Regions from separate parts of the Homo sapiens genome. Here region 1 is linked to region 2. A link is a contact called in ENCODE Hi-C or POLR2A ChIA-PET data. All regions are on one chromosome and are shown on one strand. The core of a region is the stretch at or near the end of the contact, and the rest is flanking DNA. Distances in the headings are between cores, read along the strand shown. Region 1 holds the start of TPM4 (tropomyosin 4). Region 2 holds the start of DCAF15 (DDB1 and CUL4 associated factor 15).

Evidence for each region. A loop is a pair of places that touch in the nucleus more often than their neighbours do. ChIA-PET counts read pairs that join two places held with the same protein, here RNA polymerase II (POLR2A).
Region 1: a loop to region 2 is called in a map of CD4-positive, alpha-beta T cell, with 15 times the contacts of the local background. The contact joins the promoter of TPM4 here to the promoter of DCAF15 in region 2. A Hi-C loop is called at or near these places in 1 of 168 maps with a recorded cell type or tissue (CD4-positive, alpha-beta T cell). POLR2A ChIA-PET finds 5 or more read pairs at or near these places in 1 of 52 experiments (BJ).

Annotation. Positions count from the first base shown.
Region 1 is chr19:16,071,009-16,078,200 of GRCh38, reverse strand. TPM4 (tropomyosin 4) reads right to left here and starts at 1,706. Exons shown (of 8, transcript NM_003290.3): 1 at 1,504-1,706. The coding sequence starts at 1,635. RefSeq lists enhancers at 635-1,364, 1,365-2,092, 2,093-2,822, 6,341-6,905 and a silencer at 1,147-2,056.
Region 2 is chr19:13,949,546-13,956,464 of GRCh38, reverse strand. It overlaps DCAF15 (DDB1 and CUL4 associated factor 15), which reads right to left and starts at 3,956. Exons shown (of 13, transcript NM_138353.4): 1 at 3,821-3,956; 2 at 2,028-2,125; 3 at 1,804-1,939; 4 at 447-553; 5 at 203-342; 6 at 1-113. The coding sequence starts at 3,952. It also overlaps a transcript of PODNL1 not described here. RefSeq lists a silencer at 3,734-3,873 and an enhancer at 4,534-4,583.

The DNA.
Region 1 (7,192 bases), core at 457-2,956, 2.1 Mb before region 2:
CCTCCCCTGTCATGCTCCCATAACTGCACAGAAAACCCGTGGAATGCAGACCTCGCTCCATCAGTGAGTCAGCTCCCCTGCCTCCATTTGTCTATGAGCTCTTCCCAGGGCAGAGAAAACACAATTGAGGCTGGGCGCCGTGGCTCACGCTTGTAATCCCAGAACTTTGGGAGGCCAAGGTGGGCAGATCACGAGGTCAGGAGTTCGAGACCAGCCTGGCCAGCATGGTGAGACACTGTCTCTACTAAAAATCCAAAATAAAAAAAAAAAAATTAGCTGGGCGTGGTGGCGGGCACCTGTAATCCCAGCTACTCGGGAGGCTGAAGCAGGAGAATCTCTTGAACTCGGGGGGTGGAGGTTGCAGCGAGCCGAGATCGCACCACTGCACTCCAGCCTGGGCGACAGAGTGAGACTGCCTCAAAAACAAAACAACAAAAAACAACAACACAATTGATTATTTACAAAGCGCCAGGCTCCACGCCTGAGATTTACTCCTGGGACCCTCCCTGCTACTCTGGGGGGTCGGGATTCTTATCAGTCCTACTCGCAGATGGGAAAAAAGCTCCTAGAGAGCAAATACCAAGTCATGAAGCCTGTGGGTGGCATGATATGGGACCAGAATCCAAATCTGTCCCCAGACCCTGGCGGTGCCACCATCTGTCCCGAGGGACAGCCAGGAGGATGATGCAGAGAGGATGGTGAAACTCCCTCCTTTTTCAGACCCATTGTTTATCTCGGGCCCTGCGACTCGCGGCGGAGGCGCACAGCAGGCGCTCAAACGATCGTGGGTTCAGGGCCCCGCGCCAGCGTTCCCGGGGCCTTCTGGAGAGAGGCAGGGTCCCGCCGCCCCGGTTCCCGCAGGAATCAGCTGGAGAAAGGCGGGCGGCTTGGGGCTGAACTTCCTCCACCCCCCATCCCCCCCGCCGCCTGGAGCAGACACGTCGCCGCCGCGCCCCTGGGAACGGTCAGGGAAGCAAGCAGAAGCCGGGAAGCCGCGAAAGAGGCGAGAAAGTGCGACCCCCTCCCCAGATCCCCGGTCCCCCGTCGAAATCCCTGTCGGCCGGTCAAACCCTAGACAATGGAAGCTCCACGTTTTCATCCTCATTCTCCCCCACAAGTCCGGTCGCGGGTTCCCCTCGGCCCGGGACCCCGGCGCCAGCCCCGGAGTCGGAGCCTGCACGATACGCCCCCTCCCGCCGCTCCACTTCTCCACCCGGAGATCGCTCACCCCCTCCGCCCCATCCCCCCATTTCCCGCTTGGCCGGCCCCGCCCGACCCGGAGGCGGCGCCCCCTCCCCTGTCCCAGGCCCAGGAAGGAGGACGGCGGAGGAAGTAGGGGGTCCTGGCTGCGGGCGCAGGGATGTGGGTCGGCGATCGGCGTCCGAGGGCGTAAAAAGGCGGCCCGAGGACTGCGCGCGGGCGGGCAGCGCGGGAAGCCGGGAAGAAAGGAGGGCGCGCGGGGGAGGAGGCTGCGGGTGCGGGGCCCGAGGCCGGGGCGCTCACTTTCTCGCGCCGCTCGCGCTCGCCGTCCAGCTCCCGCTGCAGGCCCTGCGCGCGGTCTTCCGCCTCGTCCGCCTGCTGCTGCAGGGCCTGGATCTTGCGTTTCACCGCCTCCAGGGAGTTGAGGCCGGCCATGGCGCGGAGGCGCAGAGGCGCACGGGCAGCGGCGGACGCTCGGCTGGGCTCGGCTCCGGCGAGAGCTGCACAGCCGCGCCCCGGCCCCCCAAGCCTTTGCCTGCGCGGGGGCCGCCCCCGCCTCTCCCCGCCCCCCGGGCCGGCTGCCGTCGGGGCGATGAGGTCACCCGGCCGGACCGCCGACGTCAGCACCGCTGGGGGAGGGCCTGACGTCGGCACCGCTGGCCACAGCTGCTGGAAAGTGCCCCTTTTCGGGACTTATTTGGAGAAAGCGCTGGGAGGCGCCGCCTTCTCCTCCTCCTCTTCCTCCTCCCCCTGCGGCTCTCCCCGCCTTCCCGGCCCCGGGGCTCCGGCCTGGCCCCGCCGCGGGCTCCCGCATCCCTGCACACGTACGTCGGAGGCCTTCTTCTCCGTGAGCTCCAGCTTCTCCTGCGCGTCCTTCAGGTCCTCGGAATATTTATCCAGCTCGTCCTCTGTCCCTTTTAGTTTCTTCTGGAGGTGCGTCAGCTCCTCCTCCACCTGGGGACGACAGAGCGAGGAACGGGTCAGCCTGGGGGGGGGGTCACGTCCCCGAGGTGCAGGGGCGGTCCCCCCCAATATTCACAAGAGTCCTCCGTCTCTCTCTGGGCATCAGTTTCCTTATCTGTAGAACAGGGGTTGCGATAGCATGCACCACGCCATCCATGCTACCTGATAGTGGGATTTTCACATCTTTCCCTCGTCCTGAGGACCAGCTGTTTTGGGCTTATTGGGGTCCCCAGTACTCTAGGGAGATCAATGGCAGCTTTTGGGAAACTGAAGACTCCAAATGTTTTCCAGAAATACACACATTCCAGTTTCAGAGGTGCAGCCTCACCATGATCTGGAGTTAAGCAATCTCATTCTCTGCGCGTGGATCCCTCCGCCCATCCCTGTCCCCAGCCTTTCTCCCTCTGGTTCTGACCCCAACACGGGGTCAGAGAAACTTTCTAACAAATACGCCTGCCCTCTTTCTGCCTAGAACCTGCTATGGCTCCCTATGGCCCAAGGCAGTGGTTCTTAGACTGTCTTACCAAAATACTCTGAAGGGCTGAAGGGCTCAGACCTAGTCCCTCATTTCTGGGCTTTGGGGAGCTTGGCTAGAAGAGACTCGCCCCTACAGGATCACTTTCTTTGAAGGCTCGGGTTAAATCTTTAAAATTTTTGCATATAGGCCATGTTCATTTTAATAAAAATGTCCCCTACTTTCCCTAAATTTTCAGTCCTCTGTTTATCCCAAGAGTCCTATCCTCCCATCACTCCTAGTTTGAGAAGCTCAGGCCTATGGATTACAAACCACAGACCCCATCACCTCTCTTTGTCACCCCCCACCACACCGGTCTAGAGTTGGCTCAAGAAGACTTTTCTGTCACCTCCAGGCTGAAACTCCCTCCCTGGGCCCCCAACTCTGGATTAGGGTGATCATATCCAGCTCATGCCTGGATCTGACTTTTTTTTTTGAGAGTCTCGCTCTGTCACCAAGGCTGGAGTGCAGTGGCACGATCTCAGCTCACTGCAACCTCCGCCTCCTGGGTTCAAGTGATTCTCCTGCCTCAACCTCCCCGGTAGCTGGTACTACAGGTGCACACCACCACGACTGACTAATTTTTGTATTTTCAGTAGAGACAGGGTTTTGCAATATTGGCCAGGCAGGTCTCAAACTCCTGACCTCAAGTGATCTGCCCGCCTCGGCCTCCCAAATTGCTGGGATTGCAGGCGTGAGTCGCCACACCTGGCTTGGATCTGACTTTTGCCTTAGATGGTTTGACACTGATCTTGTTCCTGCTCCCAGGGTGGGCAGACAGCCCCCACTGAGCCCAGCTTCATTCTCCTGCTTCCTCCCCACAGCAGGAGGCTCAGAGAGGTGGGATGACTTTCCCCAGGTCACACAGCACAGGGTTTGAGCCCAGGTCTTCTGGAATATAAGCCTATAATGAACTGAATGCTTGCTTTTGCCCCCTCTCCAATTCATGTGTTGAAGCCCTCATCTCCATGTGATGGTAATTGGTGATGGGGCCTTTGGAAGATGATGAGGTTTGGGTGAGGTCATGAGGGTTGACCCACCATGATGGGATTAAGGCCCTTATGAGAAGAGGCCAGAACTTGGTTATCCTCTTCCAATGTGAGGACACAGCAAGAAGGTGGCTGTCTGCAAGCTAGCTAGAGAGCGCTCACCAGACATTTAATCTGCCAGCATCTTGATCTTGGACATCTAGCCTCCAGACTGTAAACAATAAATGTCTATTACTGAAGCTACCCAGTCTATGGTGTTTTGTTATAACTGCCTGAGCTGACAAAGACAAAGCCCTTGGCCCTGTTCCTCACACTAGGCCAGCTTCCCTTCCTCCCTCTCTGACTTGCTTCTCTTCTTTTTTTTCTTGAAGAGGGTATGTTAAAAAAGCTGCTGTGCCCGTGGCTTCTAGACTGAGCTCTGAATCCTGTCTGGGCTACGTGCTCACCCCTGAGTGGATGTGCAAAATGTACCAGGTGCCCCATATGTGTGTGTGTGTGTATGTTTTTTTTTTGCCTTTTTTTTTTTTAACCTGATCTTGCTGTGTGTGTGTGTGCATTATTTTTTTTTTTTGCGTTTTTTTTTTTTTTTTTTTTTTACATGGTCTTCCTGTGTCTCCCAGGCTGGAGTGCAGTGGTGTGATCATAGCTTACTGCAGCCTTGACCTCCTCGGCTCAAGCGATCCTCCCGCCTCAGCCTCCTGAGTAGCTGGAAAGTGTGAACTCCAGGCTTCCCATCTTGCGGCCTGCTGGGTGTCAGCTGGAGGATGGGGTGGAGGCTGGCAGCTGGAGGTTCAGCTGATGTCACTGAGGTGACCTGCAAGGGTCTCTAGCTGAGATGTGACAGAGAGCAGGGAGGGCTATCCTGTCTGAAGTCCTCAGGAGCATCCCAAGCTATGGGGAGATGACAGGGCCCAATCCAGGGTGGCCAGCTGATCAGGGCAGGGTCAGAGTCTATAGGGCCTGACCTTGACCTCCGGGTGGGGAGCCTGGAAGCCTGACTCCAAATCCAAGCTCTGCGACCCCCGTCCCCTTTTCTGGCCTCAGATTCTCCATCTGCAGAACAGAAACCTTGACATGCTGGTCTCTGAGCATTCCGGCAGCTGCTTTTGAACTTCTGCCTTGACTGAGAAAATGAGCCAGTTTCCTTAAAGACGTTTCATAGGTCAACCCTGACCTACAGCATCCACCTGACTTCCTTCCAGATCTGTGGATCACAGCATTTATTGGGTGCCAACTGTGTGCCCAACACAGGACTCTCCTAACATGTAGGAAGAGTGAGAGCAAATCTGACAGCATGGACTCATCAGGGTATGAAGATGGTTTGGGTGTTTTGTTTTGTTTTTGTTTTTGTTTTTTTGAGATAGGATCTCGCTGTGTTATCCAGGCTGGTCTCGAACTCCTGGGCTCAAGGGATCCTCCCACTTCAGCCTCCCGAGTAGCTGGGACAACAGGCATGAGCCACCCCACCTGGCTGGTTTGGGGTTTTTTTGTTTGGTTTGGGGTTTTGACTACTTTTTTGGGGGAAATGTTTGGGCAAGAACATGTGAGGACAGGGATAAGGCCGACAGGGGGCTATCTGGCATTTAGAATGTGTTGGGCGTGTTACAATTTGTTTTGATATATTTTTTGAGACAGAGTCTTGCTCTGTTGCCTAGGCTGGAGTGTAGTGGCTGGATCTCAGCTCACTGCAACTTCCACCTCCCTGGCTCAAGTGCTTCTCCTGCCTCAACCTCCCTAGTAGCTGGGATTACAGGCTCATGCCACCAAGCCCAGTTAATTTTTGTATTTTTTGTAGAGACAGGGTTTTGCCAGGCTGGTCTCGAACTCCTGACCTCAGGTGATCCCCCACCTCAGCCTCCTGAAGTGCTGGGATTACAGGTGTGAGCCACTATGCCTGGCCAGGGCGTGTTACAAATATTGTCTCAGGGAAGCCCCATACTACAGAAGGGCAAACTGAGTCTCTGAAAGGGGAAGGGACTTGCCTGATGCCACACAGATGGGGGATTTGAATCTTTGTTAGTCTGATTCCAAAGCTGGTTTGCTTGACTTCTAGACCATGCTGGACCCACTGCTAAGAATGACTTTCTACTTTTCACTGGGAGGGCATCTACCGTCCCTCCATGCTCAGTCCCAAGGCTCCCCAACCCTGGTGGCCTGCTCTGCTGCCCTGAGCAGAGCTTTCGCCACGCCTACAGCTGTCCCAGCCTCTGTCCCTCCCTCTGGTCCGGCCCTGACCTCTGAGCTGGAGGTATTCATGGTCTGTCTCCCTCAGCTTGGAGTTTCTTGAGGGTCAGTTCTGGGACTGAGGCCACTATGGGCCCCAGCATTAGAACACTGTAGGAAGTGTTTGGGATGAATCGAAGACACAACCCCAAACCCTTCAGTGGTAGGCAGTGAGGATAAAAAATAAATGAGAGCTGGGCGCAGTGGCTCACGCCTGTAATTCCAGCACTACGGGAGGCCGAGGCGGGCGGATCACGAGGTCAGGAGTTTGAGACCAGCCAGACCAACATGGTGAAACCCCGTCTTTACTAAAAATACAAAAATTAGCCGGGCCTGGTGGCGCGTGCCCGTCATTGTCCCTCTGTGAGCCTCAGTTTCCCTATCTGTCATAGGATTACCTTAGTCCCTGCAAATGGGGCCTTGGGGCAGGGCTGAGGCAGGATGTGGGGTCAAAGGCCAGTGGTGGAGGATGTTGCTGCCCTGGGAGGGGAGTGGGCAGGAAGCGGCCGGGCTGGGCCTCTTTGTCCTTTTCCCACACTGGGTAAGCAGGGCCAGAAATCAGTGCTTGGCTGCTGGGATCAGGCTGGCCCGAGAGCTGCTCTCTCTGGCCTCCTGCAGCGTCAGGCGCTCTAAGTGCCTCTATTCCCCAGCAGGACTGGCCGTTAGCTCCTGTGGGGCGCTGGCTTCTGCTTCGGAATTCTGGGATCTTGAGTTCCACACCTGAACTTCAGAAGGCCTCACGTGTTCCCATTTCACAGATGAGGACACTGAGGGCTCAGAAATGTGCAGGAACGTGTCCTCAGTCATGAAGCTAGGAGAGTCACAAAGACCAGGCTCCGTGGCTCAAGTCTGTGATCCCAGCACTTTGGGAGGTTGAGGTGGAAGGATCACTTGAGCCCAGGAGTTCAAGACTAGCCTGGGCAATAGTGAGACCCTGTCTCTACTAAAAATAAAATAACTAGCTGGGCGTGGAGGTGTGCACCTCCACTGGGGAGGCTGAGGTGGGAGGATCGCTTGAGCCCTAGGAGTTTGAGGCTGCAGTAAGCTGTGATTGCACCACTGCACTCCAGCCTGGGCAACAGAGTGAGACCCCCATCTCTAAAAAATAAAAATACATTTAAAGACTGATATACACAAAGTATGTGCTAGTCTATGGAGGTTTGCCTGAAAGCTAGTCTGTGTAGACTTGCTTTGAGCCCAAGTCTACTCCAGTGGGCATCTTTGTGGGACAAAAAAGGCATAACCTCCTTGGCCACGCAGCTGGCTGGAGGCTTTGAGGATTCTTCCTTTTTGAACTTGTGGC
Region 2 (6,919 bases), core at 2,707-5,206:
CACCTGGTCCTTCTTGAGCTGGAAGGCGGGCTGGAAGGTGGGGAAGGGGTAGACCACCTGGTACTTGGTGTGCAGCATGAAGCCATGCCGTAGGCACTGTGCATTCGGGTCTCCTGTAGCAACACACGCCACAGCAGCTCACTCTCGGCCCGGAGCAAGGGGGGGAGGGGGGAAGAGGCCCTCGCCCCCTCGGCCCCCTCACCTGGGTGGGCTCGGCTGGCATCCTGGCAAGCAGCACAGCGGCCTGGCGGTGGCACGGCCACGGTGCTGACGTAGATGTCACGGTGGTTCTCGTCACTCATCATCATCATGTTCATGAGCATCCCGTTGGCCGAGCGGGTGCTGGGGGCCAGCATACCCTCAGCTGCCTGGTCGGCGCCTGGGGGGCCCCCACTGCACACCCCCTGCCCCAACCAGCCAAGGCTCCCCCAGGCGCCTGGTCTCACTTGAAGCCGAAGACGATGACCTTGGAGGCGTCGCTGGGCCACTCGCATACGGTCAGGTACAGGTCGCTGTAGATCTCCTCGTCCTGGAATAGCCGAACCTGCCGGACCTGTGAGGCACGTTCAGGGGCAGCACCGGGTCAGGGAAACTGCGGAGGTCCCCCGAAGCTGTACGATGCAGTCCCTCATCAGGGCTGGGGCTGAGCGGGTAGGAGCACCCCAACAGCACCCGCCACACCCCTCCACCTTGCCTGAGGACAGCCGTGGAGGCTCCTTTCACCAGTCGGGGAGACCAGGCCAGGGTGGGATGCAGCCGATGGGAACAATGTCCCGGGGGAGACTGCGCCAGGCACTGGTTCCAAGCCCAGCCTACCCTGAAGCCCGTTCAGCTCTCTGAGTTCACATGTATGCTGAGGTAACAGCACACCTCCTGGGGGGGTTCCAGGAGTCAAGGGTCAAGGCTAAAGCCAGGGTGGCCTGGTCCTAATAAAGCTAACTGGCCTGAGCCAACATGTTCTACAGCTTCATAGGGTGTGTTGAACCAAATGGAATTGCTGCTATTTACCCATTTTGAACCATAAAAATGGTAATTTCTTTTTCTTTTTTGAGACAGAGTCTTGCTCTGTAGACTGGAGTGCAGTGGTTCGATCTCGGCTCACTGCAACCTCCACCTCGCAGGTTCTAAGCGATTCTCCTGCCTCAGCCTCCGGAATAGCTGGGATTACAGACATGTGCCACCATGCCCGGCTAATTTTGTATTTTTAGTAGAGATGGGGTTTCACCATGTTGGCCAGGCTGGTCTTGAACTCCTGACCTCAGGTGATCCACCCACCTCGGGCTCCCAAAGTGCTGGGATTACAGGCGTGAGCCACTGTGGCCAGCCTTCATTTGTTTTGTTTTGTTTTGTTTTGTTTTAGAGACAGGGTCTCACTCTGTTGCCCAGGCTGGAGTGCAATGGTGTGATCATGGCTCACTGCAGCCTCAAACTCTTGGGCTCAGGTGATCCTCCTGCCTCAGCCTCCAGAGGAGCTGACTACAGGCACACGCCAATATGCCCAGCTAATTTTTTTTTATTTTTAGTAGAGACAGGGTTTTGCCATGTTGCCCAGCCTGGTCTTGAACTACTCGGACCAAGTGATCCTCCCGCCTTGGCCTCCCAAAGTGCTGGGATTACAGGTGTGAGCTACCATGCCAGGCCCTGGTAATTTCATATGGTTGGATCTAACACATGGAATCTTGATGATGACCCCAGGAGTACATGATGATCATTTTACACCCAAGGAACCTGAGGCTCAGAGGTTGCTGTGACCTGCTGAACCACACCATCTGAAGGGCCAGCCTGGTGTTGAAGCCTCCCTACCAGCTTGAGCTTGCTGTGAACGTTGAACTCCCACCAGTACAGATGGTAGATGTAGAAGGAGAAGTCGTCATCCCCACTGCTGCTGGTGTAGGAGAGGACGTAGCGGCCGCATTTGGAAAAGCCCAGGAAGATATGTCTGTGGGGGTGGAGGGGGCACAGCGGCCAGGTCAGGGCGAGCCCACCACTCCCGCCCACCTGCCCCCTTTGCCTGGGCCCAGCCTCACCCTGCATAGAGGAAGTCCTCATCCACAATGTTCTTGAGGGACACGCACACCCGGGGAGGCAGCTTCCGGAAGAGGCGAGGGGAGAGCTGTCCGCTGATCTGGGGAAGGGGTGGCCAGGGCACTTCAGGCACCATCTGCAGCCCCCAGCCCCCTCACCCACGGCAGAGAGGCAGAGCGGCTCTCACCGGGTCCAGACCGGCCCAGCCCACCATAATGGTCAAAAGAAGGCCAAGCTCTGGAAGGTGGGAACAACTGAGGCAGATGGGGACAGTAAAGCCAGATGGACCGCGCTTGAGCCTTCATCTCCACCAGGGACCCAGGCCACCTTCCCAGTTCCATACCTCTTCAGCCTCAGGTCCCTCTTGACTGAGCCCAGCGTCACCGCCCCCAAGAAAGTTCCCCAATCACCCTGTCCCACGCTGGGCCACCTGCTTCCCTCCCTGAAGGCTGTCCCTAAGCTGTGGGTATTTATCCTACTAAGGAGGCTGGGACAGAGTCCTGACCTGCACCCATCTGTTCCCAACCCACCAGCCTTCAAACAAGGGGGCTCCTCCTCCCCGGGGCAGCTCTGGCCTCTGCTGGGGGCCAGTCGAGGCAGATAGAAGGGTGAGCCTAACCAATGACCCAACGCCCCCTTCCCAATTAACTACCGCCTTCCAACGGAATCCAAGGGAATCCCTCATCCCCAAAACTTCACCGCGGAAGGATCTGCGGGGACTGACAGGCAGAAGCCAGGCACAGGGATATCCGAACAGCCTCAGTCTTGCTACCCAACTCTGCCTTCAAGACATTCCAATCTGATGGGAAGAGTCCTGTCTGGGAAGCTCCCTGTCTGATGGGAGACAGCCCTGTCCACATGGAGGTCTCAGTCTGACGGAGGAAACAGCCTGGCCAGCCAGGCCCAGGCCGACAGGGGAGACACAGTCCCTGCCCAAGGAGCTTCCAAGCTAAGGGCGGAACCACAGCCAAGCCCAGGGAGCTCCCAGGCTAAGGGCGGAGACTGTCCCAGCCCAGGGAGCTCCCAGTCAAAAGGGGGAGACACAGCACTGCCCTTACAAAGCTACCAGCCTCACGGAGAAGGCGCAGTCCCTGTCCACAGAGACACAGCCTTGCCCCAGTTACTGCCCACCTGCAAGAGATCCACATTTCTGCCCTCCAGAGCTCCCAAACTGATGGGGGAGAGAGACATCATCCCCCAGCTCTGGGAGTTTCCAGTCTGATGGAGGAGACAGAGCCTGCTTCGGTAACTCTCACTCTGCGGGGGAAGACTCAGCCCTATCCAGGGAGCTCCCACACTTTCAATGGGGAGGCCCACCCAGGTACTGGAACTCCCAGCTCATGTGTGGTCGGGGCTTGGGCAGGGAGAGGAACATCAGGCGGAGGAAGCCCAAAGCCAGCGGCAGGGGCTCTGCAAAGGGGGCGGGAAGGTTCCATTATGGAGCAACCATGGGAGCAGAGCTTTGAAAAGCCTGGATCGCCCCCTTCCTCCTGATTCTCCCTGCGGCCTCTGGGGTCGCCTCCCTCCGAGCCCCCTCCCTGGGGCCCCGCCCCCAACCCCCTCCATCCCAGCCCCTTTGCCGGTCACCCGACACAACCACCTGCATCCAGGCCCCCAACTGAGCCCCCTCCATCCAAGCCATCTCCCCCGGGCCCCGCCCAGGCCCTGCATCCGAGCCCCCTCCCCTGGGGCCCCGCCCCCAACCCCTCACCCCGCGAACGCCCTCCTCCCTCCGCCTCCCTCGTCCCTACTCCCCACCCTCCGGCGCGCTCCCCACTCCGGCTCCAGGCCTCACCTTGACCCGCTCCAGCTGCTTGAGGACGTGCTCCCGCCGCCGCCCTGCTGCCCGCTTCCCTCCGGCTCCCCCGGGGCCGCCGCCGCCGCTCCCAGCCCCGCTGTTCCGCTCCGATTTCGAGCTGGGCGCCATTTTCACCCCCTCCCTCCACTTCCGGAGCAACCGGCCCCTTCGCCCCACCCCTGCCGCCTCCTCATTGGTCCTTTTTCGGGACAGCGGCCCGCCGGTTGGGCGAAAGCCCGCACTCGCGCTATGCCTGTCCATCAAAGCCATCTCGACTCTTGATTGGTAGCGACAGTAACAGCCCCCGCGGCCCGTTGCCGTATTCCCGCCCCGCCTTAAGGACGTACCACTCGGAGGTCCCGTTTGTTCGCCCTGCCCAGATAACTTTGATCTGATAGGTGAATATCTCTGTCTGTCTCAACGGCGTCACGCCCCCTGTGGCTGGCGGGTTTCCATGGAGACCACAGGCGGTCCAGGCCCTTGGGCGGGGCGACGGGAGCCTGTGGTCCACCAAGGCTCGAGAATCCTCAGCCCCGGGCTGCCCGCGCCCGGTCCAGGTGGGCAAAGGCCTGACGAGCATACTTGGGCGGCAGAGCCAGGCCGAGGAAAGAGATTTACAAAAAAGGAAAAAACGATGGGATTCGATGAAAGCTTGTTTCCGATGGGCGGGTTGGTGGGATGATGGTGGTGATAATGATAGCATCAATCATGGATCGCTCCACATGTGACAGACACGGTTCTGAGCTTAAACAGTTCGATGTGGCAGGGCCCTGTTGTGCCAATTATGCAGATCATAGCAATAAAAATAATTGTTGAAGGTCCGCTCCGTGCATCATATTCGTATACATTACCTCATTTATTTTATTTTTTTAGACAGAGTCTCACTTTGTCACCCAGGCTGGAGTGCAGTGGCGTGATCACGGTTCACTGCAGCCTCGACCCCGGGCTCAGATGATCCTCTCACCTCAGCCTCTCATGTAGCTAGGACTACAGGCGTGCGCCACCACGCCTGCCTAATTTTTTGTATTTTTAGTAGAGACGAGGTTTCACTATGTTGGCCAGGCTGGTTGCGAACTCCTGACCTCAGGTGATCCGCCCGCCTAGGCCTCCCAAAGTGCTGGAATTACGGGCATAAGCCACCGCGCCCGGCCTAATTTTTTGTATTTTTTGTAGGGACGGAGTTTCACCAAGTTGTCCAGGCTGGTCTCCAACACCTGGGCTCAAGTGATCCTCCCACCTCTGCTTCCCAAAGTGTTGGGAGGACAGGTGTGAGCCCCCACCCCTGGCCAGCCCATTTAATCCTCTGAACAATCTAGAAGATAGTTTTTTTTTATTGTCTTCATTAAAAAAATTTTTTTTGTAGAGATGGGGTCTCACTATGTTGCCCAGGCTGCTCGAAAACTCCTGACCTCAAGGGATCATCCCGTCTTGGCCTCCCAAAGTGCTGGGATTACAGGCATAAACCACTGTGCCCAGCTGATTTCAAGGGTTTTAGGAGTTATGTACTAGAAAACCTAAGACCAAAATATGGTTTTTTAAAAATATATCACAACACAATATCACAACATATCTTTTTTTTTTTTTTTTTTTTTGAGATGGAGTTTTGCTCTTGTTGCCCAGGCTGGAGTGCAATGGCACAATCTCAACTCACTGCACCCTTCACCTCCCGGGTTCAAGCAAACGATTCTCCTGCCTCAGCCTCCCAAGTAGCTGGGATTACAGGCATGTGCCACCATGCCCGGCTAATCTTTGTATTTTTAGTAGAGACAGGGTTTCACTATGTTGGCTAGGCTGGTCTCAAACTCCTGACCTCAAGTGATCCACCCACCTCACCCTCCCAAAGTGCTGAGATTACAGGCGTGAGCCACTGCGCCCGGCCATCACAATGTATCTTTAGCCAAAGGTTCCCCTGCTTCTTGCATACCCTACGTCCATGGAGAGCAAAGCTGTCTCCAAGACAGTGGGGACACCTGGCAGCTACTGCCTTAACCAAGTGATCAAAATCAACATCACCAGTGATAAGTCATACTGACATCACGGACCCCAGCTATGTGATAGGGAGGACATTTGTAACTGTCTGATATTATCCCCAAACCTAGAACCTCAATCTAACCATTAGACAACATCAGACATTTATCCCAGATTGAAGAAGGTTCTCAAAATACATGACCAGGCCAGGTGCGGTGGCTCATGCCTGTAAGCCCAGCACTTTGGGAAGCAGAGGAGGGAGGATCACTTGAACCCACGAGATCAAGACCAGCCTGGGCAACATGGCGAAACCCTCATCTCTACAAAACATCAAAGAAATTCACTGACTCTACTGGCACACGCCTATAGTTTCAGCCACTCGGGAGGCTGAGGCAGAAAGATTACTTGAGCCCAGGAGGTCAAGGCTGCAGGGAGCTATGATGGTGCCACTGCACTCCAGCCTGGGAGACAGAGCGAGACCTTGTCTCAAATAAAAAACAAAACAAGGCCAGGCATGGTGGATCACGACTGTAATCCCAGCACTTTGGGAGGCTGAGGTGGGCAGATCACAAGGTCATGAGACTGAGACCATCCTGGCTAACACAGTGAAACCCCGTCTCTACTAAAAATACAGAAAATTAGCCGGGCCTGTAATCTCAGGTGGCACACGCCTGTAGTCCAGCTTCTCGGGAGGCTGAGGCAGGAGAATCACTTGAACCTGGGAGGTGGAGGTTTCAGTGAGTCGAGATCACGCCACTGCACTGCAGCCTGGGTGACAGAGCAAGACTCTCAAAAAAAAAATAAATAAATAATTTAGCGGAGTGTGGTGGCGTGAACCTACAGTCCCAGCTACGTAAGAGGCTGAGGTGGGAGGATCACCCGAGCCCTGGAGGCTACAGTGAGCGGAGATTGAGCCACTGCGCTCCAGCCTGGGCGACAGAGTGAGATCCTGTCTCAAAACAAAACCCAAAACCCAAAACCCAAAAAACATTAGAGGAAATTGAGTGAAGGGAATAAAAGAACTCTCTGTACCTTCTTTGCAGATCTGAAAATGTCTAATTTCAGGCTGGGCACAGTGGCTCACACCTGTAATCCCAGCATTTTGGGAGGCTGAGACAGGAAGATGGC